7 separate regions of the Mus musculus genome follow, and regions 2, 3, 4, 5, 6 and 7 are each linked to region 1. The links are chromatin loops, found by intact Hi-C in ENCODE. Cell type or tissue: left cerebral cortex. All regions are shown on one strand. Region 1 overlaps Ifih1 (interferon induced with helicase C domain 1). Region 2 has its middle 67 kb from the start of Gm39837. Region 3 has its middle 12 kb from the start of Gcg. Region 4 overlaps Fap (fibroblast activation protein). Region 5 overlaps Dpp4 (dipeptidylpeptidase 4). Region 6 overlaps Fap (fibroblast activation protein). Region 7 overlaps Slc4a10 (solute carrier family 4, sodium bicarbonate cotransporter-like, member 10).

Region 1 (4,000 bases):
TTCGTAATCCTCCTGTCAAAGATTATCCCAAAAGCTTGAAGCACGTCCTCATGTTGGAACAGACCCAAGGCTGCTCGGACCCCTTACGCGTGCTTTCTTTCATTCTGCTAATAATACATATTTCCTTTTCTTTAGAAATAACAATCTTTTCTTTGAGAGGAAATAGATTACTTTTATTTTCAGCTCTATGTATATGGATCTACACACACACGCTCACATTTTGGTCTGTCATAGTTCGCTCTGTGTGCCAGGGAACATGTGTTCCTGCAGAATGGAGAGAAGCCACCTCCACCCACCTTGCATATTCTATCCTGGATCCAAGCTTCTAGGAAATGAGTTCCCCAAAGAGAAAAAGAAAATCTCTCTCAGAGCCACAGGCCCACATGGCCATCCACGGAGCTTCTCTCTGCTCCTGTTTATAGATGTGTGTGTGTGTGTGCACACACACACACACACACACACACAGAAATATGTCAGCTAGAATTAAATGTGAATCATTTGTGATGATGTTGGCTTAACTTGTATCATCTCGGCCTGTTAGTTATCCTTTGCGCTGGGGTCCAAACACAGAAAGAACTGATTAAAATATAGGGGTGTAAAAGCTACTATACCCACCAGAAGAGCTTGTTCCTTAACTTAATGATGAAGGCACAATGTTTTGAAGTGTGGTCAGTCACAACTGTAGACCTTGATGACCACACTAGAAGTCTTGACATTAACAGGACCGTGGACTGGAAGATGTGAACTGGAAATGCTTTAAATTCAGAGATGCCTGTTGGAAAGGCTGAAGACTCTAAGCAACCCGAACCAGACAGCAGGGAAGTACAAGTGCAGATATCATTAAGGGTGCACAGGTAATGCTCAACAACAATTCTTGCATTTCTGTCCCCTGCAACCCTGTTACATCACATTTATGACACACCACAGCTTTTGTATAACTTCCCTTACTAATGACATCCACTCAGTCTGAAATGTTATCAGTCACCCCTGTTCATAATCCCACCATAAGGCAGCCCTCCCTGGCTCAGACAAATGTCTGTCCTTCCCTCCTAGCTAAACTTCTTTGGGGTAACCTACCTTCCCACTCAAGTCTGCCTCTGAACCCTTTAACCCCTAGACTTGGGGCTTTTCTTTCCTTTCCATTGATTTTCCATGGCGTAATTACTGTTTCTTCTTGGGAGCATGTAATATCTGTTTTCTTACCAAGGTCGTATAATTTTAAGATATGAACACAATGGTTTGGTATGATCTGACCAACTCACTTCCTTCTTGCTGGGAGTCTGGCTTTCAGTCCTTTGCAACTCAGGATAGAGAAGGTAAGATCTGATAAACAAATTAAAATCTGTTATGATTCTGCTAAAAATGTTGTTTGTAGTGATAAAATAAACCAGTCTAAATTAATTTCACTGTAGAATCACACCACTCAGTTTTCATACGGATAAAAATACCTATGGCATTATCGTTGAACTCTGGATGACTGACTGTAGCCCTTTTAAGACAGCTGTGCAGTTGTGAGTCACACAATACGCTCAGTTTGAAAAGAAACATAAAATCCTTTATAAGCATTAATCACAACATATTCATATTCCTTCCTTCCCCTCCCTCTCTCTTCAAATTACTCCCTACCCTTAAATGGCCCCAGTAGCACTGCAAATTCTCAGAAGTCAATGGTAATAACTAAATTTAAGGAAATATAAAAGATAACTCACTCAATTTGAGCCAATTCTGAAACAGTAATATATTGCTACCACAGTGATCTTCCTTTAGCTTCAAATGTTGTGGCATTTATTTCTAGGTTTCTAAAAATCACTAGATTTTCTACAGGATAGTGATATGGAATGTTATTCTGATCCTTAAGTGCAAGGATAAATTTTGTGACACTTTCACAGAAATAAGTATAGACCAAGCCTAAGATTGGTCTTTGGTCTATGAAAAGGAAAACAACAACAAAAACAAAAACAAAAAACAAAAAACAAAATAACAAAACAAAACAACAATAACAAAAAGTGCTGTGACAGATTGGACCAGGGAGAAAGAGGCTGTTTTATAAAGGTCAATTTTTAAAACCCCTCCTACAGAACATGATCTATGCAAAATATATCCACAATATATTCCAAAGCATAATGTCACCGGATAAACCTAAGGAGTTGAACATATGGGGGAATGAAAAAGAAGGTATTACAGTCTGAAAACAAGCAGGTTGGTGAGCTCATTAGCTGGGGTAGAATTTTAAAATCTTCACGTGAACGAATATATAAATCAAAATATACACATGCGTGCTGGGTCATGGGCCCTATGTATTCACACATGGCTAGTTACATTATCATTTTTCACTCTTGGAGAAATCCTTTCTCTTTATAAATGTCAAAGCGCCCTCTGCTGATCATTCTGAGGTACTTGCATTTCTAGAGTCCAAACAAGGTGCTCTAATGGATCCAGAAGAGAAGCTTCCGGGTTTGTTGTTATGCAGTGTTACATAAAAGTGTTTCTTCCAAACTCAATAGCATTTCCCTTGTTTGAAATCTCATTTACTACACTTTTGTTTTACCACGGCACTTTATTTCCTAAATGTAATAATAAAATCTCCAAGTTAAAAGGTAACTACTCACTTGTTTTGACAAAGCAATAACAGATATTTAGAAATGACTCTAACTTTTCTGGAAATGTACAGAATTAAAATAACCCATAGAATGGGTTAAGTCCCTTTGGAGTCTTCCATGTGAATATGGTCTAAGAAAACATCAAAATTCTGTGATATTTTCTTGTTCTAAAATCTCCAGTGACTTCAGAAGGCAGAAGAGGCATCTACATCCCGACAGCCACATTAACAGTTCTAAAATGCGCAGTTGCTGTTTAGAAGTCACTGTGTCAATTTGGGAAAGGCAATGCTTTAAAGAAAACTTTGGTTTATTTTAATTAATAACTACATTTTAAGGGGGGATAGCATCTCTCTTAAACATTTTTCTTTATTTGTGAGAATTTCATACATGTCTTCAATAAAATCATCAATAGACCCCCATTTTCCTCCTCCTGCTTCCCCTAAGCCCCCCACATTTCCCGCAATGTGTCTCCTACCCTACTTCACGTGTGTGTAATCCCAGTCAATTCTGAATGATGAATGAGCGGAGAAGAAGAGATGCCAACACCCCACGTGTGCTGAGAGGGTGAAATGGCCATCTAGAACCTTCCACAGGAGAATTCTAGTCTGTCACCCTTAGAAGGAAGGATAAATGTCATTAAAGATGGGCTCCCGTGCGAGCCACTGCGGTGACTGGCGAGGTGTGAAGGAGTTAGAAGGCTGTAAAAGTGACTCCGAAAGGATCTTCATGGAAAAGCTACTTACATCTAAGGGGCTTAAATGCAACAAACTACCATAAACTAAAAGACATGCTAGCGGGTTCAGCAAGATAATAAGAAATATCCTGACATAAGTTACAAACTTCTCTTTCCTTTTATTACTGCATATTTTTTTTTTAAAAATCCAAGTTTACAAAACGCATGCAGCTTAGGAAACAATATTTGTTGTTGTTGCTGCTGCTGTTGTTACTTCTAACAACTACTAGGGGTATTAGCCCATCTTGCTAGAACACAAAATAAACACACAATATCTTTATCAATAAGCTGTGCATGTCATTCAAATAGATACCAGAACCTATGGCATGCTTCCGCAAATATTTTCACTGTTAACACTAAGAACGACTAGACAGGCAAAATCCTCTATTAAATTTAGCAATAAGTATTGTGAGCCAAGTAACTCCATGGGTGGGATACAGAGATGAGTGGCAGAGCACTTGCCCAGCAGGAGAGAGGCCATAAATCCAGTCATCAGCATTTATCAGCAGCTGCACCTAAAGCAACCCTCTGGTGGAAAGGCATCATGTCGTCACAAACAAGCAACCCTCCATCATGGGCTTGGAAAAGCTCAGGACGGGACTAACCTATTCACAGATGCAGACACTGGAAGACTCTGAAAGGTCAGAGGGTTCCTGTGAGCCTGACG
Region 2 (4,000 bases), 660 kb before region 1:
CTTAATGTTATATTTATTATCCTGTCTCACCATTCCAACCTCAAGTTGTAATATGGAGCTATATTAATAAAAATAACATGATATTGGCATAAAAGCAAACATGTTGATAAGTGGAATTTATCAATGAAGACCAGACATAAGTCCATACATCTATGGACACCTGATTTTGATAGAGAAGCCAGAAATGTACACTGGAAAAAAAGACAGTATCTTCAGCTAATTATGCTGTTAGAGTGGGTGGCTGCATATAGAAAAATCCAAACAGATCCATACTTATTACTCTGCACAAAACTCAATTTGAAATGGATCAAAGACCAGCATTATTCCAGATATACTAAATCTGATAGAAGAGAAAGTGGAGAATAGCCTGAACTCACTGGCACAGAAAAATACTCTTAAAAAATTAGTTTATATCCCAACCAGTTTCCCCTCCTTCCTCTCCTCCTAATTCTCCCCCTACCCCTCATCTACTCTATTTCTCTTTAGAAAAGTGGAGGACTCCCATGGATATCAACCAGTCTTGGCATGTCGAGTAGCAATAAGACTAAGAGCATCTAGGAGAAGACTTTTGAACAGAACGCTGTTAGAACAGGCACTAAGAGCTATCAACAATGAATAAATGAGATCTGAAACTTAGCTTCCATATGGTGATAGACACCATCATTTGAGCAAAGCAGCAGCTGACAGAATGGGAAGAGATTTTTTTTTTACCAACTATACATCTTATTGATGGCTAATATCTAAAATATATGTCATTTAAATAACTGGACATCAAGAAAACAATCACCCAAGTAAAAATAGAGTACAAATCTAAACAGAGTATTCTGAAAAGAAGAAAGTTAAATGCCTTGGAAACACATAAATAAATGTCAAACATCATTAGCCATTAATGAAATGCAAATCAAAATTCCCTTAAATTCCATCTTATGCCAGTCAGAGTGGCCAAGATAAATAAAATAATTGACATTTCATGCTGAAGTAAGGGAGCCATTTCTTATTGTTGGTGAGAGTGTAATCTTGTATAGCCACTATGGAAACCAGTGTGGTGATTTCTTAAAAGGATGGGAATCAATCTATTTCGAGATCCACTCTTGGCCAGATAACCAAAGAATGCTTTATCCTTCTACGGAGACACTTGCTCAACCATGTTCTCTGTTATTTTTATAATAACAGAAATTGGTGACAGCCTAGATGTCGGTCAATGAATGAATGGATAAAGATAATGTGATACATTTATACAATGGAATATTACCCAATCTTTTGAAAAAAAATGAAATCGTGAAATTCACAGGTAAATGGCTAGAACTAGAAAAAAATCATTCAGAGTCTGATAACTCAGACACAGAAAGACAAATATGAGATGTATTCACTTATATGTGGATGTTGTCTGTTAAGTCTTTGATAAGCAAGCTGTGTTCTATATAACTACAGAGGTTAGGAATAGCAAAGTTACTTGGGGAGCAAATGGAACATTTTAGGAAGGGGGAATAGAATAGATAATTATGGATGGACAGGGCTGGAATGGAAGAATCAAATGGGCACATCATGCAAAATAGGGATAGGGGAGGGAATACAGGGAAGGACAGCTAAAACTAAGGGCCATTTGAGGGGTTGTATGGAACCCTAATGTAGAGGAATTTGAATCCAGTAATATTGCTGTTCTGGCAAGGGACCACATCCAAAAATCTTCTGGGTCAGTGTGATCTAGCTAGAATACAGATACTCCTGTAATCCCAGGAGACAGAGGCAAGCAGATTTCTGAGTTCAAGGCCAGCCTGGTTAAGTCCTACTATTAGATCAACTACTCAAGAAGTAAGTAATTTGTTTCAAACTTTCCAAGGTGATTTGAACTTAAGAATCCTAGACAGTTAACATCTGAAGTGGAGAACAAGTTGACTCAGGTAGAGCAAAAGATTGAGGGGCACACATGTGCACTGCCTAGATCTCAAACTTGACTGTTCTAGTTATCTTTCCTTCTACTCATTATCCTACTGGACTATGCAGAAAGAAGATAATATTTTAGAGTGGATATTTCTTAAAACATATATAGAGTAAAAACCTAAAGACTTATGTTTAAAAGGTTTCTGGGGGGCTGGTGAGATGGCTCACCAGGTAAGAGCATCTGACTGCTCTTCCAAAGGTCCTGAATTCAAATCCCAGCAACCACATGGTGGCTCACAACCATCTGTAATGAGATCTGACTCTCTCTTCTGGTGTATCTGAAGACAGCTACAGTGTACTTACATATAATAAATAAATCTTTAAAAAAAAGAGGTTTCTGATCTAATTATAAAAGGAAGACAAAGACTTGGTCAATTATCATGAACAGACCCAATGTATTATCTTATACTAATGATGAAATTATCTTATTATGGGTAATTAATGAAAAATGACCAAGATATTATAGCAATTGTTTGGGAAAAATTAATAACAAATATCCCCAAAACAAGTGGCTTCAGTTCATTAAAAGAATTAATTGTATTTTCCCCATATGTAAAAGGAACACCAATTTATGAAGTTTGTGCATTTTATACTGATGCAAATAAGTCAGTAATGGCAGGTTATAAGTCAGAAAATAGTAGTAAACTAATTCAAAGCCCATATACTTCCATTAAAAAATCAGAGCTATATGCAATTTTTAGTTTTATTATATTTTTGTAAATGTATATTCTCTTCTATTTTAGAACAGATTTGGAACTTTTAAATTTGGTTGAGTCTGAAAGATTATAGAGACTTTGAGTAGGACTAAGTGCATTTTACACTATGATGTAGACATGAGTCTTGAGGGCAAGGGAGTAGAATGTGATGATTTGAATGAGAATGGACCCCATAGGTTCACGTGTTCCTGTAGTTAGTCCCCAGTTGGTGAAACTATCTTGGCATGATTGCATGGTATATTCTTGTGGGAGAAATTGTGTTAATGTAGGTGGACTTTGAGATTTCAAAAGTCTCATGTGATTCCCAATGCTCTCTTTCAGACTTGTGGTTGTGCATCAAGATGTGAGCTTTCAACTGTTTCTTTAGTCCACTATTGTCTTAATCAGTGTTCTCTTATTGTGAAGACACCATGTCCCAGGCAAATCTTATAAAAGAAATCATTTAATTGGGAGCTTGTTTACAGTTTCAGTGGTCTATGGGGCCTCCCACCCATCTAAAAAATATTAACCCATGTTAATGTTTTTGTCAATGGGAAATGCAGGGATAAAGAGTAGAGTAGAGACTGAAGGAAAGGCCACTTAGAGACTGTCCCACCTAGAGATCCATCCCATCTGCAGACACCAAACCCAGACACTATTGCTGATGCCAAGAAGTGCTTGCTGACAGGAGCTTGGTATAGCCATCCTCTAAGAGGCTCTGCCAGAGTCTGACCATGTGGATGCTCAACCACTGAATTAAGCATGGGGAATTCCTATGGAGGAGTTAGAGGAACGGCTGAAGAACTGAAGAGGCTTGCAAATCCATAGGAAGAACAACAATATCAACTAACCAGACCCCCCCCCCCCCGGAGCTCCCAAGGACTAAATCACTAACCAAAGAGTACACATGGAGGCACCCATGGCTCTAGCTGCATGTATAGCAGAGAATTGCCTTATCTGGCATCAATGGGAGGGGAGACCTTTGGTCCTGTGGAAGCACAATGCTCCATTGTAGGGGAATGCTAGGGTGGTGTGGTGGGAGTGGGTGAGTGGGTGGGCACTCTCATAGGAGCAGGGGCATGGGGGTGGGATAGAGGGTTTGTGGAGGGGAAACCAGGAAGGGGGATAACATTTGAAATGTAAATAAATAAAATAACCAATAAAAAAGGTTTAATACAATCCTCATGACAGGGGAGCATAATGGAACATGAATGCCACTGAAGCAGTAGCCCAGAGCTACATCATGATCCACAGGCAAAGAGAGGGAGAGAGGCAGGCACTGGGCCTGGCTTAGGACTTTGGTACTTCAAAGCCCAACTCCAATGACACACTTCTTCCAACAAGGCCATACCTTCCAATTTGGC
Region 3 (4,000 bases), 130 kb before region 1:
CTTCCTGCCTGGAGCCTGTCCTTTGTTCAGTCAGAGTGTGGTTGATATGATATACCCCATGCTAATTTGGGGTCCATCCTTAACTGATATCATGAAAGTGTCTCCCAACCCTTCCCCCACCTACATTCCCATGGCTGCAGGGTAGGAGTGGACAGGAGAGCAGCCATGGGAGTGTGCAATGTACAAGTGACATTAGCTAGAAGAAATCAGAAAGGACACTATGGAATGAAGAAAGGGCAGGAAGATTGGAAAGTTGGTATCATCTTGCATCTAGGCATGAGTGAGACTTACATGTGGGGTAACTTTCTCTGCTTACACACACAGTTTCGCTGTGGCTAGAAACAAGCTATAGACCCTTCAGTAGTCATTACATTACATAGCACTGTAAAGCTTCGATTTAAGATCAACCTATCTATGTTTATTGAGAAACCACTCAGCAGACACTCCATTAACTATACTTAAATTCTAATAATGGCTGATAAAGAGCTCACTACAAACGCTGTAATTGTTTAGACACTAGTAGTCAGGAGTTCATGGTCCCGAAGGTGATAAGTCCATTACACATAATTTACTTTTTTATCACAAGTACATATATTTTTAACCTCAGATCTGCAGTTTCATATCAGACTGATGGGCACAGAGCTTCAGCTATAGTTAACAGGCAAAAGAAATAAAGCGCACTACTACTTAACGTAGAAACAGATAACCTGTGTGTCATGTAAAACTCACTCTTTTGGTTTCTCTCTTTGAAAGTGGGAAGGTCTGGGGACACCAGACCCTTATTTTTGTGTGGCTGCTGTTAGAGACAGCAGTTCTCATGCTTTAGATGCTTCTACTCACTCCCCAACCTCCCACCTTGACTTTGGAGCATCCTCACTGGAACTGACCATCCTTGGTCACTGGGTACCTTCACCCATTCTGATTGTCTACATGACATCAAAGATTACTTTAACAGGGAACTTTATGCCAAATTGTCTAATCTAATAAAATTTCAACTTGCATTTAAATATGTGTCGCCAAGGAAGGTATGGATGGTGATGATGATGGTGATGTTGGTGGTGACAGTGAGCACAGCCCATCAAAAATAGTTTTCTCTCAATGCTGCCTAAATTGGGGGAACTATTTCTACATTAGTATTTCTTGGGATCTTTGATTGGTATCCGATGAAGCATTTCCCAGTGCATCCCCAAATAGGGAATTGGTGAGACCCATCAACATCCCATCCGATTTGAAGGCCATAAATCTACCATATGGCATAGAGATGGAAGGAATAACTGAGCCTTAGGAAAAGAGATCTACCTAAAACAAAAGACCCAGAGCACAGTTATTTGGACTCTGGCAATTTCCAGAAGGATAAACTATCCTCATCTGCCTCAGTGGGATCTTGGAAAGTTCAGTTAACTCATGTTGAATCATCAATGGCAGAAATATAATCCCCAATGTACAGCTTCGGCGAGGCACATTCCACCGAGTTGCTTCTCATGACTTCATATTATCATCAGAATTTAAAAGAGAGAACAGATAAAATTTTTAGGAATTATACTTGAGATCTATCAAAGGGCCAAGACAGGCACGGGAGAAGTGTTTTATAATATAAAATAAGACTTTGGTACTTGAACTATGTTTATTAAATAAACTATGTCTTTAAAACTAGTATTAGATACAAGGTAAAGATTTCTACACCCTGAAGAGAAACTGGAGAAGAGCAGTATTTTTAAACGAGAGCTGTCAGGTTCCTCGGTAGCACTTCAGAGAGTAATCTGACGTCTTACAGTCTGAACACTTTGTGCCAAGTGTGCTCACTGTGTGGTGTCTCTTTGGTGATTCATCAAGAAGCAGCAGTCAGTATCTAAGTTGGGACAATGCAGTAGGCTGTTTCCTTTTCCTAATCCAAATTATTTTTGTTTAACAGACTGATGTCTTTTCTATCTCTGAATAAGACTCGCCCCTCCTTAACCCTGTTCTGCTCTGGGACACATCCTTCTCTGGAATTGTCTCCTTTACTCTTCTTTGGGGGGGGGGGGGTGGAGCAGCAAAGTTCTGTTATATGCTAGGTTCCAGGAAGCCTAAACTGTTCTCTCAGAAGATCTCTCTCACACACACACCAAAATCTAATTTCATGGATCTCCTTAGCCACCAAATGTGGGTAATCACTCAGCAAGTATTCATTGAGCTTCTCCTTCATTTTAGGTACAGCCTTGGTACTGGAGTTAGAGAGATTAAGTAACAGATGGAGCTTCAGGTATTGGAAGAGAAAAATAACACACACATAAACAAGATAATTTCTGATATCTCTAAGTGCAATCAAGAAAGCAAAAGTATGGAATGTGGCTGAAAGACTCTGACTGGCAAAAAGCAATGTTATGTTTTGTGAACCGAGACATTCTCTCAAAGGTAAGTAAGTAGATAAGCATCCTTATCTGAGACCCAGATAAGGATAAAACCAAGGAGCAAGTGAATAAACCGTGTCTTGGATTCTAAAGCAGAAATATGGTTGGGGAATAAACCCTTGAGGGAGATGGAACTGGGTCTCTAGAGTGTGTCGTAGCTCACAGCAGAAGTGCATACAAAGTCTTTACCAGCATATTGCTCTGGCTGTTTGTGTTCCTCAAAGTTGACTGTCAAACATTGGACCTCGAAGGGGGAATCAAATATTAGGCTTTTCAGACAGATAGCTGCTAAGGTGGAAGAGCGAATCACTCATTCAGGATAAGTACCAAGACAGTTGAGCCTCCTTGGAGACTTATAGACTTAATGCTAGTCATTCCTAGAAGTAGTTGGAGAGTTCTAGACAAATGAGTAAGGATTCTAACACATATTAAATTCACTGAGGTGACAAAAAAATTCCCGACTTCAGACTCAATTAATTTCTTAACAGTTCATTTTTTAAAACAATGAAAGGTGGTTTTTATGTATTAAATAAACATCTACAAAACACTTTTTTCTTATGAGCTGCACACCATTAGTTCTACAAATAGTAAATATTTTAAGCTTACAATCAGCTCCATGGAATGGGAAGTATGATTATGTCTATTTTACTTGTAAGGAAAAGAAAACACAGGGGATGTATGAAAATTAATGATTTAATACAAAACATTGCTTTAATTTTCTAAAGCAAACAAGAGAACAGTAATGTTTTCTGTGGATACAAAAGACTGTATGTCTTGAAAAAAATCAGTATTTAGTCAAAATTTCTTTTAAAAATTTTATTAGTTCTTTAATAGTTTCATATAATTTATTTTAATACTTCTTAATGTTGGAAAAGTAACGAATTGTAAGTGTGATATAAGACATTTACAACACATTCAAAGGCTACTTGAAAGGATTGTTCCATATTATCCTAAATCCTGTTTGAGTGGGTTTTCTTTCTTCCTTCCTTCCTTCCTTCCTTCCTTCCTTCCTTCCTTCCTTCCTTCCTTCCTTCCTTTCTTTCTTTCTTTCTTTCTTTCTTTCTTTCTTTCTTTCTTTCTTTCTTTCTATTTCTTTATTTTTTACCATACTGATTAGCTTTAAGCTCTATTATGTGTTTCATTAAGACATACATTTTCAAAGTTTACTTTCTAGTTTGGTGAGAAACCTTCCTGTTCCAAGCAATTAATGACTGGCACAGATGACTCTGTCTTAGCAGGTCAATGAACAGTAATTATCAAAGAAGGAAGCTGGTCTGTCAGTCAGGCCATTGCTGAAACCTCGGCCTGACTGTGTCTCTCTCATTCACAGAGCACAGACTTTCCATAACCACAGAGCAAAGGGTGCATTGCTATAGCAGCAAATATTTGTTAAAACATAGGGTGTCATAGCAGGTTCTTAAATGAAGTACTCAGTAATTGAGTATTAATTAGAAGCGAACAAAATGAAATCTTAAGTCTCCAGCTTGCCAAAGACATTACCTGTGTGTCAAAAGAAGTGTTTGCGACCAGCATGCTGGGTTTGCATGCCAATGATTTGAGCAGGTGGTCATTAGGGGCTTTTTCTGCAAGCCAAATCATTTTCTCCCTGA
Region 4 (4,000 bases), 120 kb before region 1:
CTGAAGTGGAAGAAACAAATTTTTAGAATTTTAATTGTGTACACATGACATTTACTTCATTACACAAGCATATTTAATCCAAAGATTTAATAGAAACGCTCCATCTCTTTGTTTAAACACGTGCATAATAAGGCTGCATTTACAAATAACTAAAATAATATTGTTATGTCTTCTACAGAGGATAAAAGAATCATCTTAGACTCCACTCTTCATCCTTATTGATCCCAGGGCCCTCAGGTCCAATGTTTGAATCTTGTGGGTTATCAAAGCCTGTCCCCAGATTGCCTCGTTAGAATACAATGACATTGCTACTAGTACCAAATTTCCAAATCCTTGGGTCTTGGAAAGGATATTTGCTTCACTGCTGATTCAGTTTTTATTAAAGTTGTATCACTTTATTTGCATAATTGTTGATAACCATCATTTGATATTAAATCCTGTATTCAGTGAAAAACAAATCTATTCTTGCCGTTCAGAGCCCTCCAATTTACTATGGTATGGACAACCAAATATATCTATACGTATCCTTTAAAAATGTTAAATGATTTGCTCGGCTCCATCACATTTCCAAAACGTTTTCAAAATAATTTTTTCCCTTAGGAATAACAGACTACAAAAAAAACAAAAACAAAACAAAACAAACAAACAAACAAAAAAAAACGTTTAAAAGTCCCGGGAAGCCTCCAAAGCAATGTTTGCTGTTCATTTTTACCTTGATTCTCTTGTATTCTAGAGAAAATGAGACTTATTGGGAGAATGGGTTGAGAGCCTCAAGTAAACTTTATAGAGATCAGAAGCAAGGGAAGAAAGAAGGGGTGACCGGAGTGAGTGGGCCCTGGAGAGCGCCACAGCAGACAGATGGAAGGGAGGGACCCCGTGAGGCACAGTCTCCAAAACACATTGGTGTGGCCTCTGCTTTCTCTTTATGCCTTTCTCGTTCGTTCTCCGGAAGTAGAACACGCATGTCTGTTGTTGTTGTTGTTGTTGTTGTTGTTGTTGTTGTTGTTGTTGTTGTTAATGGAATAATGGACTTTCTCCTTTTCTTTTGTTGTTCTGGGAATCGAACCCAGGTCCTTAGGTTTCCTATGCTAGTGCTCTACCTCTGAACCCTTTTTGCCAGCTCTCTAGAATTACTTAAAGGGATTTTATAGCAACCATTTCGCTCATTGCATCGACTCAGCATGCACGTTTCTGACGCACTGAGGAGTTGGGCAAATGCCCGGGACAAACAGATGGGAAGAGGCCCCGTTAGTCACAGCTTACCCGACACGAATTCTGAAGGACACTGAGTGTACAGGGAAGAAATGGAGTAGCGAATGGAAAATTGCTACCTGTGTGGAAGCTGATCAAGGAAAAGCGAGCAGATGTGCAGGAGACGCGTGGCCGGCCCTTCAGCCATTCCCCCACACGTTTCAAAATCAAAATGGGAGTTGAGAAGGTTCGCTTTCTTGTTAAAAGATAGTGTCACTACTGGTGTTGGAAGACAGTTTTGAGCCATAAAATCGGTCATGATTTTATGATCTTGCAGAGGCTAACAATCATATTGCCTTGCATCTGGGGCACAAAGCAAATAACAGGTGATACATAGGAACAGGAAATTCTTATCCGCTCCCTGGCTAGGTTTATTCTGAAAGGATGACATTTACAGGAAATGATAGTTTGGTGGTTAACATGGAAATGAAACATTAACACTTAATGTGGCAGAACTAGGCTAAAGGTTAGCTAGATAATACAAGCTTTTGAGATCAACAAGGCTCCATAAATTTCATCCTCAAAACCTGAAAAGCTTCCTGGAAGGCGAGATATCAGAAACTATTGATAATATGTATTAATCAACACAGTCAAAGTAACACACGAATAAGGTGTTTTTGTAATATTAGAGATTAAATTAAACTTTACATATTTTCCCCACTTTAAAAAAATGACTCTGGGCTAAGGTCATCTTGAAACCTAGTGACTGATTATGCTATTTGAGAAATTTTCTTTTGACACTATCTGTAAGTGTGATAATATATTTTTTCTCTTTCAATTTTTCATCATTAACCCTTAAATCACATAAAATTAAGACTATGGGACTATATACAATGCCGAATATACTCCCAATAAATGGAGCTGACCCTATAATCTCTGAAATTTTGTGATTGTCTTAAATGTGGAATTTTCCAAGAAGCCTGAAGAAACCGTGTTCCTTCTCCTCCAGCACTTGTGAACTCGCTACCATCTGTTCCTTACAGATATTCTCATGCACGGGCAGGCTATGAGGTGAGGTCTGCTCTTCCTCTGTTTTCTACTTTGTTTGCCTTTATTAGCTTGGCTTGGCTGGTACTTACTGTTGTTTTCAAATGCACATGCATGGTTTTCTGTTGACATGTAGAAAATTCGCCTATATAAAATTTTATAAGAGATTCAAGGAAAACAGTTCCGTTTCTGGGTTGATTCGAGAGTGACAGCCAAGGGCTTGCAAACCCGTTTCTTCAAGTTAGGTGTTCACTGTCTGATTCCTAAAAGGCTTCCTTGGGAGATAGGGGGTTGGATCACTCTCGGGATCATCTCAGTCTTTCCTTTTTAGCCTTTTGTGAAGAACTGGATCCTAAGGTCTCTTTTACATGTTCATGTAACAGATTTCAAACAAAGCTAGGGCCAGCCCAGGAGCTCTCTGCACTGCTGCATGTGTTGCCTGAATGGGTCTTGCAGCTGCTCTATGATCTATGCTTCATGAGGGACTTACTAAAAATCCCATCTAACAGTAATGCTTCCCCTTAGAGCACCACCTATCCATGTTTACCAGATTGTAAATGCATTGGAAGCAAGGATTGCACTGCTTTGTACAGAGTGTAATATGGTGACACATATTAAAACCTGGCATGCATTAAGTAGCTGAGCACATGGTAGTGGTATCCTTGCCCTATATCAGGAGAGCTTTCTTTCTCCAGATAACATTCTAGGAAAAAAGGTTCAGGGAAAGAAATGGCCACCAGTTACTGCCTCTATTACATCTTCAATCAAGTACTAAAGACAAGTTAGTATTATTACAAAATTGATAGACAGGATTCAAGACTCTGTGTCTTATACACTGAATGCCAAAAATAACAATTTTCATTAAGGTCCTTACAGGGGCTTCCGATCTATACTTTTATTTCATCCATAAGAGCAAATTAAGGATTCATTTCTTGTTGAGTACTATATCTGTGATAGTAAATCAATGGTCTAAATACCATGACAGAGTTTGCTGTTAGTGAGCTGTGTGATTTCGGTTGTTTTAACCCAAAGCCAAAACAAACCACCCTATAATTCTGTGGAACCTTAGAAAGCATTTAAACTCAAGACACGATGCATAATTTTTTTTATCGTCATGCCTTTGCCAAATTTTTGGTTTTAGTTCAAATATTAACAGACAAGATCCAAGTTATGCCTCTAGCAAATTACCCAAAAAATTAAAGCTGGAAGGCCAACAAATGTGTTCATACTCTTTACAGGGTACATCAAAGTCTGGGAAAACTAAGCTGAGGCTTTAGCTCAGTAGGTAAGGATTTAGCTCCTGGACTTGCCTTCTAACACTGCAAAAACAAAAACAAACAAGCAAAAGCAGAGTACAAAATCCTCTGTTGCTTCAGTGGAGTTAATCTTGAACTGTTTCTTCATTGGACAAAATTCTTCCAAATAAATTAATAGTAAAAATATCAAGTCTGGATCAATGAAGATCATGCAGCTTCCAAAGGTGAGAGGCGAATTATAAATTTTGATGTTCTTTAACAAGATAATCATTAACTTACTATCTCTTATTAAAATTGACTGCTCTGACTGAACAAGTTTTGTCTGTGCATAAATGACTATTCACTAAAGGGAAGAAATGTCAAATGGATAAGTCATGACTGCCTTTCTAAAATAAAATTAGTTACATATGAATCTAAATTTTTCTACTTTGACTAGAGTCAGAAATACAATAAATAGATAGATTGAGAAAGCAAGAAAGCAAGAAAGCAAGAAAGCAAGAAAGCAA
Region 5 (4,000 bases), 280 kb before region 1:
TTTAACAAGAATTTTGTTGGAAATATTTTTTTTTCTGAAATAGATACAATTAAGAAGTTCCCGGGCCACTTATATATAAGTATGAGGTTGACACAGCTCTTACCCTGTAATGGTCAAGGTTGTCTTCTGGAATTGGGAGACCCATGTAACGCTCTGTGTACACTGAGTCTGGGATAGGAAAAGAGAGAAGAGGTTCAGCTCCTCCCCTAACAGCATCTCTTACATCTATCACATCACTTTACCCATCTTACTGTGCCTTAACTCATGAAGGCATCTCCTCCAGCTAACAATGCCTGTTAATGCAGCTGGAGATGCAGATGGCCAGACCACACTCTCAGACTGAAGGCTCCTCCTCTGCAGCATTGACCCATCTGCACTCAGCTCTCAGGATCAGGGCACTGGACGGACAAAGTAGACAGCCTAAAACACAACCAGCAATTGACCTGCAGAAAGTTGATCAGAGTCATCTTGTGCTTCTGTTGTCTTGTGGTACAGAGGCAAAAACTTCCCTCATGCTACGATAATCTATCTCCTTTTGGGAATTATACCTAGCAATGATCAGTTACGAGTGATTTATTTAAACCTTAGATTTGGGGCAGGTTGAGACCCACTATGATGAAAAGAAAGACTTAACAGTCCATATTGACACAGCTGCTTCATCGTAATTCAAGTTAAACATTTGCTTTCCCTCACTTTATGGGGAGGTCTCAAGTTTTGTGCTGTAACACTTGAGCGCTGCGAACAGATTACATTAATATCTGTCTGCTGAACTGACATAAGCTCTCTTATATATAAATATGGTGGAATAACAGGTTGCACAATTGGTTTAGTTATTTTGGGTAATTAAACATAACTTTACTCAATTTAAAAAGAAATTAAAATCCTATATTATATATTACCCTAAAATATCACTGGTGGAGTTTTGTTGTTGTTGTTCTGTAACTTATTAGTGTTTGTTCCTTGTACAAAGCATGAGTTTAATAAAGACATCTCATTCAAGTACAAGCTGCTATGCCCACTGTCAGCCCCCCCCCCCCATACCGTCATATTACCTGCTTGTCTCCTTGGCTTTCCCAGACAATCCCCTTCTACTCTCATGTCATACTTGCAGCCCTTTATATTTTAATGTCAATTCTAGGTTTTACATATGAAGGAAAGTTCATGACATTTGTCTTTCTGAATCTGGTTTCTTTTGCTTTCTATGATGTTTTAAAAGCTGCGTCCTTCGATGGCCAGATTGCAGTAAATGCATATAAAAATCACGAGTTGCCTCTGTACTTGACTGTCTTCGGATTGGACAAGCGTCATCGACATTAATTCTATGAATTCTTTAAAATCTTTTCTTGCTTAAAGACAACACCACCATGCTTTGCAGTGGCCGAGGCGTTGATTAAAAACACGGCTGAAGAGTGTTTGCTCTCCTAAGTGAGCAGCAGTAATATCTACTATTTTACTTAAAGTCAATATGGACTATGTATAATTTTATGTATCTACAGGACACTCCTATAAAAATATAGTACCTTAAATGACGTTTAAAAGTAAAAGATAATAAGCTTTTCATGTATGGTTTAATTTAAAAAATCAAATATTAACAATATTGCTTATATGTTTAATAGGGGGAAAACAGTCTTTGAGAGCAATATAAAAATGTTTTCAACATCTATTCCACAGCCCTCAGTGTTTGTCTCAGGACATGGCACTTTTAAAATCTATATTAACCATGTTTACATGTATATTAAGATCTGAAATTTTTAAAAATATATTTTTAAAAAATGTGCATAGCTGCATACGGTAGTTGTGAAATTTTAGAGCAATGTCTTGAAACATCATTTACATATTCATTGTTTTTAATTTTGAATAAAAATCTTTAAAATTGCACATATCTTCAAAGCTCTCTTTTTTACTGTGTATTAGGCCATGTACATTTAATGAACTTTTCCTACATGTCTGCAACCTCACAAAGGCTATTTTATTATTTGATTGACCACCAGAGGTCTCCAGAAACAAACCATCCAACAAAACAATTAATTAGAAACAAAGGCATCACACGAAAAACAACTCCATTGTGTGCAAATTAAATTGTATCTGTGCCTGCCAAGTTTTCAACCCAAAGATGGTGGTTTTGAACATTGGCTTCTCTTGACTTGGATAAAGTTTCAAAGATGAGTTTTCACAGGATTGGTGCTGCCATATATTAGGGCATAAATACTAGCAAGCATATTGTTTATCACAAATTCCATTCTTACATTACTACAATAAAGAACCTAAGTGAGGTCAGAGAAGGTGTGAGAAAAAACTGCATCCCCTTCCTACGCCTCGATGATCACCTCTACCTAGTCTTGCCCTGGGCATTGTCGTCTCAGAAAAATGATGCCAAATGGTCTATCTCACGATGAAGATGATATTCTATCTAATACTAAAAGACAGTGGGAAAGCAAAATCCCCCTGGAAATTCATATGTTCCTGTCTTCTCTTCCTCTGACGCCCCACTAATATTTGACCTTCACTCAGAGGGAAAGAGATAGATACTTCCTCTCCTCTATTAACATGTGAAGTCCCAAATCAAACACTAATAATGATAAGAAAACATTTATTTGAGAAATGTAACACTGACACTGTTTTAAAATTTTAGAAATAGGATTTGTTGTTGAGAAATTAAATGTGTAGGTAACACACCATAGCACCCTGGCTTGTGTAACAGCAGAACAAACGAGAACATCTTATACAGCTTTGTAAACAGTCACAGAAAGAAACCAGCCTATTATTTTCCATAGAAACACAGACAACTAAAATAGGAATGGCTTTCTCACTAGAACACTAAGGTCGACACTTAATAGTTCATTGCATACAACAGCAGTTACGTACCATAGTACTCCCACCGTGACACAGGTGCCACAGCTATTCCGCACTTGAACACGCCACTTCCCGATCCCAGGACCATTGAGGTTACATACCCTCCATATGACTGGGGAATGGAAACAGTTATTTTTGTGGAGGTAAAGGAATAAGGACATATGGTAAGCGAGTCGCGGTTTCCACATTTCTCACATCTTTATATACTGTGCCTCTTTAGAGATAGAAAGTATGGTATATGAGGCTTAAATTGGCTTTAATTGGCCAGTATCTAAAGTTTACACTTTCAGAGGCCTGGTTCCTTTTCATAGATATCAGGGAAGACAAGCATGGGACATTAGTGGACCCCCTAGTGACCATACAAAAATTGAAGAAAATAATAAATAAAAACAATAAGCACAAAACCTTAGCTGATTAATAAGATATCTTTTTTCTTGTCTTCTTTTTCTTGTTGACTTCTCCATCCACCTCCCTTCCTACCTATCCACTCTTGCTCTTTCCTGTCTATCGCATCACAATAAACAGAGCTGCATGCCTAGCTCAGTACACATTTAGGAAGCCTGCTGCTCAAAGGCCCAAGACTTGACAGACAAGATTTTTATCTCCAAAGATTTACATGCAAAAGATAAATTACCCTCCACTCTTACATTCACTAAGGACTGCATACAAATCCATGAGTCAAGAAAGCTACTTACCCAGCCCCAAATTGCAACTCGCTTGCTATCCACAAATCCCATTTTTACAAATTGCCTAAAACACAAGAAAGAAGTTTGCAAATCAGTTTTCCACTGTGCATTGAAAAGTAAGCTAACCACACAAGTGTGAAAAGCCTGTCCCCTTTTGGTCTCCTTCATTCTATTACAAATTAAGAGCAACCGGACCAGTGGTCAAAAACACCTGAGAGTTGTGTGTACCATGCTAACATCAAAACTACATGAAGAAGGGTTGAGTCCATAAAAATTCTGTGTGTGTGTGTGTGTGTGTGTGTGTGTGTGTGTGTGTGTGTGTGTGCGTGATTCACAGAAAACAAATCCTGGCAGTTTTTTTCACAGCTTTATATAAAAATTTGCAGCCCAGATGCACTTTTCTTTACATAATTGAATTTAAATCTCTCCAGATGTTTTTTCAGTTTGAAAGTAGTTACCCC
Region 6 (4,000 bases), 130 kb before region 1:
ATGTAAACAATACCGAGCCTAACCTCCTGAGCCCTCCTAAATTTTTAGCGGCTTTTACAATATTCATGGTCCAAGTCGTCCATGTGAAGCCTTCAGACTGTCCTACACGCTAGTACTTGCATTGGTTCAGTCTGATAAAGAAAAGCATTGCTTGAGGAAGTGCGTCATGTGGGTATATAAATGATTCTGGGAGCGCCCAGATGATATACCATGGTTCTGGTCAGAGTACCACTGCAATAAAAAGGGGAAAAACAAAACATGTTTTATTCCTAGAGCCCAGATAGAACTGGTGCATTAAGTCTGTTGCTTTGCTTCTTGGCCACTTGGGTTTTTCATTTGAAAAGTAAAAGCATTGCATTTAATTTTCCCTAGGAAAATGGGAGCTCAAAAACTCCATGAGGTGTTTGGCCTGTAAATCTAATTCTCCTCTGTTTCAGAAAAAAAAAATCATGTAGTAAATCACATATAATCATAAGTACATTTGATGGGACTTTAAAACATTGTTGTAGAGGAAAAAAGAGAGGGGATAACATAATTTTAAACTTTATATTTGGAGAGATTCCAGTAAGATTATTGTCTTCATTGCATAAGTGCGGCAAGGGTTGTGATGTAATGCTATAAATTTACTTAGCTGAGTTTCTTTCAGGAAGTCAGAATAAACAGAGGCCATAAAACAGATCTCATCTCACTTCTTGTAACCTGCATTTAAAAAATCTGAACCTCTAAAAGATGAGATACACCCTTCCTGGAGTCCTCTCCTATACAAGCAATTGAGGGAAGAAAATATATTTGCTGAAGGGAGAAGAACATGACTACCAATGGCTGCCCCCACTGTTGGTCTAACTGCCTCCTCTAATCTCACTTCACATTCTTTTTGCTACCTGGAGCCCAGGTGCCAGACACTGAGCATACACAGAGGAACCTTTCTCTGACTCTAAGTGGACCTGCAGGAACTCAGGCGGTCACTGAGATTCCAGGAACGGTCTGCAATTGTTTCTTCCTGAATTAACAGAACCTGTTAGCTGCTCTGAGACTCCTAGGTTCTGTAGGAACTCTGAACATGTGCCTACACATATTCACCTAGTCCTGCAGAACCATTAGATATCTGGGCTGTTTAATCCTGTAAATTATCATATTCTATACAAAGCCCATAGGTGGTGGTATGACTTACCTTTGGCCCTTGATGGGCTTCAGAAAAAGTCCAAGATTCATTTACTAATACTCTGCTCTTTCTATTCTCTAGTTATGCTTTCAGGTATACACACACACACACACACACACACACACACACACACACACACACACACACACACACACAAGAACCCTCTCTTTTAGCTTGGTGGTAGTCAAAGGCCATGAACTAGGATGAAACAGGATCATGTACCATCGCCTGGAAATCCACTTGTGCATTAACCAAAGCTTTAGCAATCTGTGCTGAGTTCTGAAAGTGCACATTATCTGCAACAAAGAGAGAGCAAGAGAGAGAGAGAAAGAGAGAGTTAAAGTGCTGCTAAATACCAGAGAGCCTAGAGTGACAATGCACTGCCTGGAAATGAACACCAACAATTATCTAGTCATGCATTTGACATTGTCAGCAACGAGCGATCACGCTCAAATATGGAAATGTCCCTGACTCTTAGGTACTGACCCTGAGCACAGGCAAAGGAGGATGCTTAATGTTTCTTAAACAAAGTGATGCTGGCTCAGTATTTTTATGTGTAAGAGTCTTGCTTAAACCTCACCATCTGCTGTTCCGTGGATGAGAAGATAGTCTACATTTCTGAAATATTCTGCTCTTGCCATCACAGTTGAATTCTGGAAAAGAAGAAAAATTAACATTTTAGTTGCTGCAAAGTTCTAATAGAAAACTAGCTAAATCATTGTGCAATGGACTTCGCACCAATACTGAAATTATGTATTGCTTTGGTTGATAAATATTTAAGAGTCAGAGCAACACATTTTCATCATCATTTGCATTACTTCCATCTGATTCTTAGTTTGAAAAACTGAAAGTTTATGTGTCATATGTTACATATGAGTGAGACCTTAGGCATAAATGATACCCGCTCAAGCTGTGTAGGCGTTGGGGGTGGGGAGCAGAGATGAGAAAAGGGAGGTTAGATTGGAGAGAGAATAGAATCCTCAAAGAGTAAAATTTCTTTCTAGTGATGCTTTTGCAGTTAACAAAAGATCATAATTTTTGCCTGGGGATCCAGAACTGAATTTGCAAACTCTGAATCACTGTTTTAAAATTACTTAACACGTTTGAAATAAATTAGTGACCTAGATACAATGGGAAATGCTTACTTTATAGTGTTCGAGATTGTCGTCCTTTGTTGGGAGGCCCATGAATCTCTCTGAGTAGATAGATGCTGTAAAAATACACAGGAACATGCTATTTCCATTTTATACATGCCATTTCTCGATCTTACATAACTCCTACAATAGTAAGTGTGCCCCAGTTCTCCCGTGGGAAGACTCTGAGGTACACTCCTGTTTTACTTGGTGTCATGGTACATCTCAATGAATATGTCATTTCTGCAGCTCACCTCAGTGAGGTTCCAGAAACAATGCAGAGACTTTATGGAAACACGAGTGGCTAAGTGATTCTTTTTCACAGGCTGCTTTTAAGCTCTTTTCAGTTGCTCTCCTTGGAGGAATGTGGAGATAGGAAGGGCCTCATTATATTTGAAAATAAACTGCAAAATCCACCTCCTCTGGTCTCTTCACTAGTGTCTTGTTTCATCTGGGATGAAAATGTGTCTCCCAGACTTACTTGCCTCAACACCATAGACACAAATTCAAACACACAGTCATATACCTTTCTGAATAAAGATTCTCTGTAAGGCATGAATGTCTCTCATTTTTACTCCAGTGTGGAAAAGAGAAAATAGCAAAAGCTATATTTGTTTTTGCACAATTATTAGAATTACTTTTAAATAAGCATTTTATATTGGGGTTAATAAAGAAAACAGGCACTCACGGGAATAGTTAGCTCCCAATTTATATATAATCTCTCTCTCTCTCTCTCTCTCTCTCTCACACACACACACACACACACACACACACACACACATATATATATATATAATTCATTCCTTGGCCCTTGACTTTGCAAAACATATGCTTAAAAGTAATCATTGCTGGAGTTATGTGCCTTCAAAAACAGAGTTAGCTCTGATGTTAAAGATTTTTTTTCCACAAGAGATCAAAGTTTGTGGGAGAAAATAAAAATATAGGATCTGTGAAGAGTTCTTTCTCTTTTTAACCACTGGAAGTTAAAGCATGATAGTAATGAGTTATATGAACAACCTCATTTATAGATTATATTTTCCCCAGTGATGCTGAGGTAGACCTTACTGCATAGTTTGCTTTCCTAGCAACCTCAGATATAGAGTAATTATGTGTTAAATGTTTTCACGGCAGCGTTTATGAAATGTTTCCATACCGTAATATTCCCAGCTGGAGACTGGAGCCACTGCTATGCCACATTTGAAAAGACCAGTTCCAGATGCAAGGGCCAGGGATGAAACATAACCTCCGTAGGACTGTAGAGACATTGTTATTGGTCAGCCCCAGACACAAGCTCAAAAGCATCTCTGTGTTTTTAAAGTCTACACATAATAAGAATGGGGGGGGGGTGGCTGGGTCACTCTGAGGAGGAGGTTAAATGTGTACCAGGTACAACAGCAGCAAACTACAATAGTAAATTTATCTCTGATAAATCAGATAACAATTAATGGCTGGAACAAAGCAAAGTCCCTGAAAACAGGGTAGGCAATGTTTAAGAGATAAACGTAATTACAACGTTTCTGTAAAACTTCAAAACTCTCTCTCTCTCTTTCTCTCTTTCTCTCTTTCTTTCTTTCTTTCTTTCTTTCTTTCTTTCTTTCTTTCTTTCTTTCTTTCTTTCTTTCTTTCTTTCTTTCTTTCCTTCCTTCCTTCTTTCTTCTTTCTTTCTTTCTTTCTTTCTTTCTTTCTTTCTTTCTTTCTTTCTTTC
Region 7 (4,000 bases), 330 kb before region 1:
GACAGGACACAGACATAGGTGACAGGGGCCTGTTAGCATGGAGGTAGAGATTAGATTTTTCACTGCCACAGTGTAAGAATATAGGAAGCTGTCAAGAGCTGGAAGAAATAAAAAAAGAAAAAATGTTCTCTCCTTGACCAGAGGGATGATAGTCCTGCCAAAATCTTGATTTTGGACATCTGGCCTCTGCAACTGGACAATACATTTTTTATTGCATTAAACCAACATGCTGTGGTAATTTGTTCTACAACCTTCAGAAATGAATACAGATTTCTACGTAAATGTACCTTTGAATTAGCTTGGTTTATAACAATAACCTTCAGCCAAAACACTTCATTCTCATCCGAACAGGCTATGTTGAGGCTTAATTATTGTACAGATCTTTTTAAACTAAAAATAATAGGAAGTATAGCATTTACTATGGCATGGCTACTCTAAATGCTGATCAGAACAGAGAGGAGTTCGATCCTGGCAGAGAAATAAGAAACACCATGTCTCTGTCAGAGGAAACTGACCACCTGCCTTTTGACTTGGAGAGGAGCAGCGTCCTGACCTAAGGATAGCGTTGGCTGTTAGACCTGAGGCAAAATGTCAACACGAGGCTGTTGGAGACACTGAAGTATACAAAGTGTAGGGACTCTATGCCTCTAAGAGGGGAGGGGAAAATAGACAACTGTTGTGTTTTGAAATTTTACTCAAATAGGATTTAATGTGCTCATAAAGTATCATGTATAAAATGTCTTCCAAGAGAATTAGTTTAGTAAAGGTTTTCATTTATTTGTTTTTCTGGGGATTTTTTTGTTTTGTTTTTTTGCCTTTGGCAAAAGTTTCAATGAGTAGTGATTTCATCTGTAAGTAGAAAGCATTTATTATTAGGCCTCAGGCTCACATAAATATAACAGCAGGAATTTTAAAAACAAAATGAAGTAATTGTGGGTAGAATCAGGCAGACTTTCTTCTAATTCTACTCAAATGATATTTTTACCCACATAGTTTGGAATTAAACAAAAATGTCAAGTTTTAGAATTATTTGGAATGTGATCCTTTCAAATGGACTTGTGAGAGCATCTAAGTCCTCCAGTCAAGTTTAATGAGTATTAAATCCCAATAACGAACTAGAAAGCCAAGGCACACTTTGACAAGTCTCACACTGGGAAACAGAACTGGTAAATTTAAGTGAACAGTTGAAATTCCTATTGGGAACTGAAGCTAACAGAATGGGAAGATATTGCATGCTGCTATTTGGACACGATGAAAGCCAAATACAAATCTTAGAATATATTTATCACAATTGTTATTCCTGTAGTAATGATAAACAAAGCAAGCACATTAGTCATCTATGATAGATATTTCAAGGAGCATGCTACTTTGTTATCAAGCAAATTGGAGGAATCTTCATGGCACCTGGCTTTTTGACACTATATAGAAACTTACTATGTAGGCTTCTCACTGTGAAATATGGCAGAAAAAACAGATCACAATGTTCTCATGAATGCTGTTTCTGTATTCAAATATATAACCACATCTATATTCATTCCAACATTTCAGGGATCCAAAGTGAAGCAAATGTGCCACTTAAACAATAACAATTGAAGCACCCACTCGCTGCAGCACACTTATGCAACACGCAACTCCCTACCCAGAAGGCTAGCTGGGGGATTCTATAGGAACATTCAGTTGTAAGCTAAAGGATTTTATTTCTTTCTATTCTTACTTCCCCTGTGCACAAGTTGTATCTATTTAATGGTTCCTAAAATTTAGAGATAGTTATAAAGTAGAAAAGGCCAGCACACACACCACACACACACACACACACACACACACACACGTAAGCTAAGAATGAGGATTGAAGTTAGTGCTGTCATGTGTTTCAGCAAATAACTTTGGGAAGTTATGAATGAATATTAATAGATGAAGTAATGCACATAGGATTATAATTTAGATAACTAAAGAGTGGTTTACCACACACAAGACAGAGCACAAGTGAGCAGATAGATTTGTGTTGTTTCATGTCCTATGATACTTATCCCATATAAAACTGGGTTTTTACAAATCAGGATGCTCTAACCCTGACATAGGACACTTGTTTATCTGCATAGTAAATTCTGAAATATTTGATGATAGTAACTGACATTTTTCTTATGGTGGCTAAGGAATATTTTATTTACCAACCTTCTTTTAAAGAGCATATATTATTTTATCATAAGGAACTTTAAGATACAGAATAGTGACTGACAGTGATCAAAACCATTGTTTTCTAAATAATCACTTCTTATTGAAAGTATTATAAACAACAAAATTTGCCTAAAGACTAAACAAGTGATTCACACAAAATAAAACTATTGCATAGTAAAATTAGTTATCCAATAAAATAAATTGGAGTAAAAATTTATGGAAATGCAGTTTATAAAATAAGTATAGTTATTTTATCTACCACTATGACAAAATTGAAATAGAGATAATACATTGTTCACATTGGATCCATCTATATATTAAATTGGTCCAAATAAGAAAGTTTGTGTTCATGTATGTAGCTGCATTGATATGTGTTATATGTATGCATTTGTGCAGGTATGGGTACAGGTGCATATGCCTATGTATGCACAGGTTCGCATGCATATGTGTGTGTGTGTGCATGAGGAGACCATACATCAGCATTTGGGCATCCTCCCCAGTCACTTGCTGACTTGTTTTCTGAGACAAGATCTCTTAGTGAACCCAGAGCTCACAGATTTGCCAGACAGACTGTGACCATCTTTTATATGGGTGCTGGAATTCTAAAATCAGACCCTCAGACTTGAACTAAGAACTTTGCTTAGTAAACTATCTCCCCAGCCCCCAAGTAAAATAACTTCAACAAAATATAATAAAGCACATTGGTAACAAAAATAAAGGTAGGCCAAATGTTTATGATAATGATATGTATGTTTCTAAAAACAGCGTCAAATCTTTTGTTGGGAATCAAAGTGGCAAAGTCAAAACAGCAGGACTCAGTGAGGAATTTCAGTCACAGTACCAGGCTGCAGGGTTTGTGTGGAGTTTGGAGGAGGTCAAGGCAGAGAGCAAGTCTGGGAGTATTTAGCACATGAAAGCTAAAGCCCTCTCTAGGACAGGAAGTACACCAAACATGGGAGGCCAGAAGGTTAATATTTGGGGAAAAAGAGAAAGATTATGATGGTATAAGCAGAAAGACAGTGATTTTGTTTTGCCTGTCAGGGTGTTGGTTCTCAAGGTAGCAAAATGTAGCATTGTCTTTCCCTTTCAAATGACACGCTGTTGTAATATTAAGGAAAGAATAACATAATATTCAATAAGTAGTAATTCAAACTATCTTGCAATTTCCACAACTATGTCATTTGAGCCTAATATTTTGGAAAATACTAAGTATCTAATTGGCCTACAGTTACTGTTGTCTTGTTCTCAGATGCAATCTACCGTCTGTTTAATCTTTTAGTTATTTGATAGAATAAAGCTCTTCTGGATGCCAGCCAAACATCAACCAGATTTCATCTATCTAAGGCACGTGCCCCTCCGGAAAGTCCATCTCTTCACAGTCATTCAGATGAGTTGTCTCGGCCTTCTGTGGATAATCAAAGTTTCGAGAGCTGCTATTGTCTTTCCTATGATGGTATGAAATATTCCTCAACTGTTTTTCTCTGTCGCTAATTTTGGGGACGCACATGAACTAAAACTGCAAAAGTAGAGAGGCCTAGATTCACTTTGACCAGTTACTAGAAAAGCTAGTATAAACTTGGGCACTAAAATAAGTATTTTCTTATCTCTGGTATCATCTAAGGTTGTTTGTTGCTGTTGTTGTTGTATTTTGGCCATCCATAATGCAGTAGCTAATTGAAAGTAGGATGGAAAGTGTAAATTTAAAAAATTAGCTTGATATATACTAAAACTCAGGGGAATTTTTAAAATGAAATTTAATTGAAAGTTTTAAACAAATTTCAAAAATATTAAAAAGTATAGTGATTTGAATGACTATACATAATTC

What was found. A loop is a pair of places that touch in the nucleus more often than their neighbours do. Peaks named below come from ENCODE experiments on the same cell type or tissue, not always from the same donor. Only the 100,000 strongest peaks of a DNase experiment are listed, where the experiment ranks them.
Region 2: it touches region 1 in a loop (4-fold over the local background); 19 of 42 quality-filtered maps call a loop at or near these places.
Region 3: a loop joins it to region 1, with 4 times the contacts of the local background. A loop is called at or near these places in 5 of 42 quality-filtered maps.
Region 4: a loop joins it to region 1, with 4 times the contacts of the local background. A loop is called at or near these places in 6 of 42 quality-filtered maps.
Region 5: it touches region 1 in a loop (8-fold over the local background); 16 of 42 quality-filtered maps call a loop at or near these places.
Region 6: a loop joins it to region 1, with 5 times the contacts of the local background. A loop is called at or near these places in 3 of 42 quality-filtered maps.
Region 7: a loop joins it to region 1, with 6 times the contacts of the local background. A loop is called at or near these places in 5 of 42 quality-filtered maps.

Annotation. Positions count from the first base shown.
Region 1 is chr2:62,628,278-62,632,277 of GRCm38, forward strand. The region is part of intron 3 of Ifih1 (interferon induced with helicase C domain 1); the gene reads right to left. Among named protein-coding and RNA genes, the nearest start is that of Gm39839, 10 kb to the left of the region's middle. In left cerebral cortex, a CTCF peak has its summit at 2,386 (motif pointing left); DNase peaks (open chromatin) are centred at 283 and 2,343; H3K4me3 peaks cover 142 bases; H3K27ac peaks cover 1,389 bases.
Region 2 is chr2:61,970,780-61,974,779 of GRCm38, forward strand. No RefSeq gene overlaps it. Among named protein-coding and RNA genes, the nearest start is that of Gm39837, 67 kb to the left of the region's middle. In left cerebral cortex, no CTCF peak of the experiment used is centred here; no DNase peak of the experiment used is centred here.
Region 3 is chr2:62,493,812-62,497,811 of GRCm38, forward strand. No RefSeq gene overlaps it. Among named protein-coding and RNA genes, the nearest start is that of Gcg, 12 kb to the left of the region's middle. In left cerebral cortex, no CTCF peak of the experiment used is centred here; a DNase peak (open chromatin) is centred at 1,807; H3K27ac peaks cover 1,647 bases.
Region 4 is chr2:62,512,441-62,516,440 of GRCm38, forward strand. All of the region lies in intron 20 of Fap (fibroblast activation protein), which reads right to left. Among named protein-coding and RNA genes, the nearest start is that of Gcg, 31 kb to the left of the region's middle. In left cerebral cortex, no CTCF peak of the experiment used is centred here; DNase peaks (open chromatin) are centred at 1,234, 2,317 and 2,637; H3K27ac peaks cover 2,782 bases.
Region 5 is chr2:62,344,953-62,348,952 of GRCm38, forward strand. It overlaps Dpp4 (dipeptidylpeptidase 4), which reads right to left. Exons shown (of 26, transcript NM_010074.3): 21 at 3,549-3,603; 22 at 2,866-2,965; 23 at 104-168. Among named protein-coding and RNA genes, the nearest start is that of Dpp4, 65 kb to the right of the region's middle. In left cerebral cortex, a CTCF peak has its summit at 1,975 (motif pointing right); a DNase peak (open chromatin) is centred at 2,985; H3K27ac peaks cover 1,168 bases.
Region 6 is chr2:62,501,058-62,505,057 of GRCm38, forward strand. Fap (fibroblast activation protein) reads right to left here. Exons shown (of 26, transcript NM_007986.3): 22 at 3,449-3,548; 23 at 2,308-2,372; 24 at 1,743-1,815; 25 at 1,385-1,458; 26 at 1-231. The coding sequence ends at 127. Among named protein-coding and RNA genes, the nearest start is that of Gcg, 19 kb to the left of the region's middle. In left cerebral cortex, no CTCF peak of the experiment used is centred here; DNase peaks (open chromatin) are centred at 1,756 and 2,406; H3K27ac peaks cover 3,507 bases.
Region 7 is chr2:62,300,350-62,304,349 of GRCm38, forward strand. Slc4a10 (solute carrier family 4, sodium bicarbonate cotransporter-like, member 10) reads left to right here. Exons shown (of 26, transcript NM_033552.3): 21 at 3,455-3,628. Among named protein-coding and RNA genes, the nearest start is that of Dpp4, 110 kb to the right of the region's middle. In left cerebral cortex, no CTCF peak of the experiment used is centred here; a DNase peak (open chromatin) is centred at 1,578; H3K27ac peaks cover 1,802 bases.